2 separate regions of the Homo sapiens genome follow, and region 2 is linked to region 1. Evidence: read pairs that join two places in POLR2A ChIA-PET (ENCODE). Cell type or tissue: GM12878. All regions are shown on one strand.

Region 1 (2,500 bases):
AGGTACCTCTTACAGATAGAATGGGTGGCTGAATGCTGTTGTTTGTCCTGGAACTGTCCTAGATTTTGCTGATTTTCAGGATTATTATTAATAGCAACCCCCCCCACCAGCTTTCAGAAATGCCTCAGTACGGATAATATGGTCACCTATTAATAATGATACATCAGATGTTAGGTCTGCCTGCACAGCCCTTCCTTCTAGCTCAGGTTAACACCAAGGAAGAAGGGCAATGGCTGGGCGTGGTGGCACACACCTGTAATCCCAGCACTTTGGGATGCCAAGGTGGGCAGATCATTTGAGGTCAGGAGTTCGAGATCAGCCTGGCCAACATGGTCAAACCCTATCTCTACCAAAAATACACAAATTAGCCAGGCACCTGTAATCTCAGCTACCTGGGAGGCTGAGGTGGGAGAATTGTTTGAACCAGGGAGGCTGAGGTTGCAGTGAGCCAAGATCGCACCACTGCACTCCAACCTGGGTGACAGAGAGATACTCCATCTCAAAAAAAAAAAAAAAAAAAAAAAAAGTATAAGCACGGTGATGAAGCTTAGAAAGAAGAGTGATCCCTCTGGGCTGGAGAATCCAAGCTTAAGGATGAATTTGATGTGAATTTTGAGGGAGAATGATTTGGAGAAGAAAAGAGTAAGCTTTTGTAGACAGGAGAGTGTATGTATTAATTTCCAATTGCTGCATAACAAATTACTGCAAAACTTAGGAGCTTAAAACAAAAATAAATATGACCCCCCACAGTTTCTACAGATAGCGAATTTGAAAGTGGCTTGGCTGGATGGCTCTGGCTCAGGGTTGCTCACGAGATTGTGGTCACGCTGTTGGCCGGAGCTGTGCTGAGCTAAGGCTTGTCTGGGGCTAGATCTGCTTTCATGCTGGCTCACTGGGGTGGCTGGTGGCAGAGCCTCTCACCACATGGACCTCTCTGCAGGCTGCTTGAGCTTCCTCACAACATGGCAGCTGGCCTCCCCCAGAGCAAGGGATTCAAGGGAGAGCAGGGTGGAAGCTGCAATGACTTTCATGACTTAGCTTTGGAAGGCACACTCCATTGTTTCTATAACATTCCATTTATTACATAAGTCAGCCCTATACAAACTGTGAATAGAAAGAGGTGGGGCTTGTTGGGGACCATCACGGAGGCTGGCTCCCACACTGGGTGTCGCTAAGGCACAGAGGCAGATATAGGGAGCATGTGCTCAGAGAACAAGTGATTGAGCAGTTCGTCTGGAATGTTTAGTGACTTCCCTCCATCCTCAGCCCCAGCCAGTCCTCTCTAGCCTAAGTCCAGTCATCCAGTCTTGGAGAACAGTGACCCACTGGCACATTTGGCAAAATGAGCATTTACAAGTTCTTTCCATTGCTGAACTCTAGAGCAAAGTGTGAGGAAACATTTTGTTTCTGCCAGCATGAGAAATGGACTGTATAGGAAGCACATTGTTGCCTTATCTGGGAGATTAAGATTACCACTTTTAAAAAGTCTACTCCAGAAAAAAAATACCATTAAAAAACAATCATTTTAAATTCATTTTCACTTTCGACTTGAAGGCATTTTTCTCATTTTAAAAAATGATGTATGGCTTATGTAAGTTTTACAGGATGAAAAAGCATTAAGGAAAAATACACCCTGCACCGAGTTGCTGTCATTCTCCTCTAATACCTGACTCTTCTGAAACAAATGAAGATGAGGCTGAGTTTCTGGGAGTCTGTGGTCCTGCTGAGGAATGAAATGCAGCTAAGGTTGGGCCGACAGCATCCACTGCGGTTCCTGGCTGCCTGGCTCCTGGTGAGATCAGCATTTTAAGCAGGTTCAGGTAAGATCTGGGACACTTGGGTTTTGGAGTCACAACCGATCTTTGTTTTACTCTGTGATCCTGGGAATAGTAGCCCTTTTCTGGATTTTTCTCCACCCTTAGCTAATGTGTTAACAATGTGTTGTATCCTTGTCTTAAGTATTGTAGTGTTATCACTTAAAACTGCCTCGGATGTCCTTTTAGAGAGCAGTTCCTCCATGTATGACATTTTATTTAACAATTATTCCTTGTTAAATTCCAACGGATACTGTGAGACACATGGCAGATACAGCCCTGCCCACAGGGACCTTCCATTCTGGTGGGCAAAGAAAGGAATACTGAAATTTCATCTACAGAGAATCCACCCCAAGGTGAGCCCGCTATCTCTAAGACTTTCAGGCGGCACTAGAGTGAACTAACTAGAAGGAAGACTGGATAGAGATACTAGATAAAGAGATAAACACCAAATAAATGCAACAAATGGCCAAAAGGTCTAGAACCGTTTACATCTTAGATATCTGTATAATTTACCTCTCTTTCCCCATGTGTATAACAAATAAATGATATCAACTATTTGAGCTCTTAGAAATACATCCTTTCCACATTTACAAAGCTCAGAGAGTGAGTGCTCTCTATATGCCAGGCCTGGGGCTGATGGCCTCACATATTTTATCTCTGTTAACATATTTATCTCCCAACAC
Region 2 (2,500 bases), 120 kb before region 1:
TGATCACAGCAGATGCCGTGCACATCTCTACTTCTTCCATCAAGTTTCAACTTTTACCTTTTCAATAATAACAGGACAGTAAACGTCATTTTTAAAAAATCGAATGTTTAATGATGAAAGGCCGTATTCATTACAACACTGTTTGTAGACATAGAAACGTCAAGCAGGTGTCAAAAATCCCACTGGACTTTATTTACATGCAGGCTTTAACCAACTTTGCTCTTTGTTTTAGTACAGGAAAATTCATGAATTAAAACTTGAAAACACAATAAAACAATCACAAAACAAATTATCTTCATTTCCGGTGTCATCAGTGAAGCATCAGAATGAAAGTTCAAATAAAGTTTTTGCTTCCCGTTGTTAAAAACATGGTAACACACAACCCACCTCTGGGAGCACTGCGCCATGATTCCTTGGAGCAGAGAACACAGTAGGAGCACATACACCTCTAATCCCTACTTGACAACTGAGGGAAATGGCCCGGTCAGCTGACTTGCCCAAGGACACCCAGGCAGTCAGAGGTAGGAGTCTCACCTAGTTCTGTGGTTTCCAGGAATCATATCCATGTGGTGTTCTACTCTGTTATTTGAGAGCCCCCGGTTGACAGAACCAGTAGGACAGCTTGGGCAAGTAGGTCCCGGTCTGGCCTGTAGGGTAAGACACTGGCAGGCCTTCAGGTCTGGGGTTCAGGGCTGCATTTAAAGTTACAGTGCTCATCACTGGCCTCACTAAGAATCCCCTGGTCTGACCCTGTTTTGAACAGGAAGTTGAACTCTTTGAAGAGTTGGGTGTTGGATATTTAGTTTTCTTCCTTCCTGACTCCTCCGAGCTTCTCAGCTGGCCTTCTTGGATTCATGCAGTTCCACAATTGAAGTGTTGATTAAAAACTGCCTTGAAGGGTTTCCCAGTTATTTGGGGTGGGTTTCGTCCAGGGAAGGAATGGCAAATGGGTTGCACTTCAGGAAGACGTGCTAACAATGAGCTCTAATGAGGATTCTGAGTCTGGATTCAGCTGGAAAGAAGCGCTGTGACTGATTAGTGATGTCTGGCACAAGCTGGAGGTGGGTAGGGGGACGGTTGGGGTCAATGTCACTTACTCTAGGTCTAGGTCAAGAGCATGTGTAGGAATGGGCCAATTTCAGCCTGTGCCCTCCCCTCCACAAATTCTTCCCTGTTATAACCAGCACTGCACTGATGCACAATTGGGACTGTATAAATGCTTAGGGACTCGATGCCTTACAGTAAGCCCCCACCCAGCCTTGTAGTTAATGCCTGGAGAGAGGCACTATCAGGCAGAACATCACACCTGCATGTCTACCTTCACTCCGCAGGCTTCCAGACACATCCTAGGATCCTGTCTGAGAAAACCAGAGCCCTCCTGCAGTATCTAGTTGTCTATGTCCATTGTCCTCTCCTGACAGAAGCCCTAAAGACAGGCCGTGGGCTTCCTTCAGTGGTTAGCAAACAGAACCTTCTCGAGTTTTGATCCTAACACAAAGATAGCTCTAACCTTCCTTGCTATGGTTTGAAGGGTTAGGAGTGGCCTTCCAGAACCGCTGGGAGGTCAGGGGCGTGCTAGACCAAGGGCCTCCTGGACGTCCCTTATGTTCTCTTCACTGCCCAAGGTGGAGTCTGGCTGGTTTCCATTTCCACGCCGTAGGGCTATGAAATCAGAGAGCACAAGCCTGGGCCCTTGCTGGCTGAAGTCGTCATTCCACCCTTGATCAAGAATAATTGAGCAAGAGCTGCTTCCATGATCCTGTCACACTCTAGCCATGGGATTTCTCAATGGGGATCTGGACACTTGGTGTTAACACTAGAGTTTGGCTGAGGATTAGAGAAAACCTTTTTGCCTCCCTTTCCGTCCACACAACTGGAAAGAAACGACTCTTCCTTGTGCCTCCCCTGTAAAGACCAAGTGCTTGCTTTGGTCCACACCTGGTATGGGAGACAATTCCCATCCTCCTCCAAAGGATGGTACCAGTGCCACCAGCAGTGGGGGCCCTCACAGTGAACTCCTCAGGCACAAAAGCAAGCAGAGGGGCATGGGGTTAGCAGATCGCACGTCTGTATCCAAAATGGCCTGTGGGAAACATGAGAGACCCCATCCAATCCCTGTCCTTCAACCCTTCCAGATCCTTTCCAAGACTTCTGAGGGGCCAAACTTGGGTCACGTTCAGTACTAAAAAATGAGGACGAAGAATGGAACTTGCTGTTTTATCAGAACAGACCCATTTTCAACTCAACATCCTGCGCTATTTACACTCTCTTCCTTCCAGTGCTAGTTCAGGTGCAGACCCAGGACAAAATAATCGGGGATGGATCTTGACATGTTTTAAGTGGTTTCTTAATTCTTTGGAAGGTTATAGACTGGTATGCCTCAGCACCTGCAGCAGCAGGCAGGAGTCTCCCTCGCATGGGGCAATAAGTGAGCTTGTGTGGCTTTTAGGTTAGTAACACACTTTATTCACATCTCTGAGACATAGTTGACCTAAATCCA

Evidence for each region. Peaks named below come from ENCODE experiments on the same cell type or tissue, not always from the same donor. Only the 100,000 strongest peaks of a DNase experiment are listed, where the experiment ranks them.
Region 2: POLR2A ChIA-PET joins it to region 1 with 7 read pairs; 3 of 35 experiments call an interaction of 5 or more read pairs at or near these places.

The regions. Positions count from the first base shown.
Region 1 is chr3:72,493,444-72,495,943 of GRCh38, forward strand. No RefSeq gene overlaps it. Among named protein-coding and RNA genes, the nearest start is that of RYBP, 48 kb to the left of the region's middle. In GM12878, no CTCF peak of the experiment used is centred here; no DNase peak of the experiment used is centred here; H3K27ac peaks cover 148 bases.
Region 2 is chr3:72,371,740-72,374,239 of GRCh38, forward strand. No RefSeq gene overlaps it. Among named protein-coding and RNA genes, the nearest start is that of RYBP, 74 kb to the right of the region's middle. RefSeq lists a silencer at 1,325-1,525. In GM12878, no CTCF peak of the experiment used is centred here; no DNase peak of the experiment used is centred here.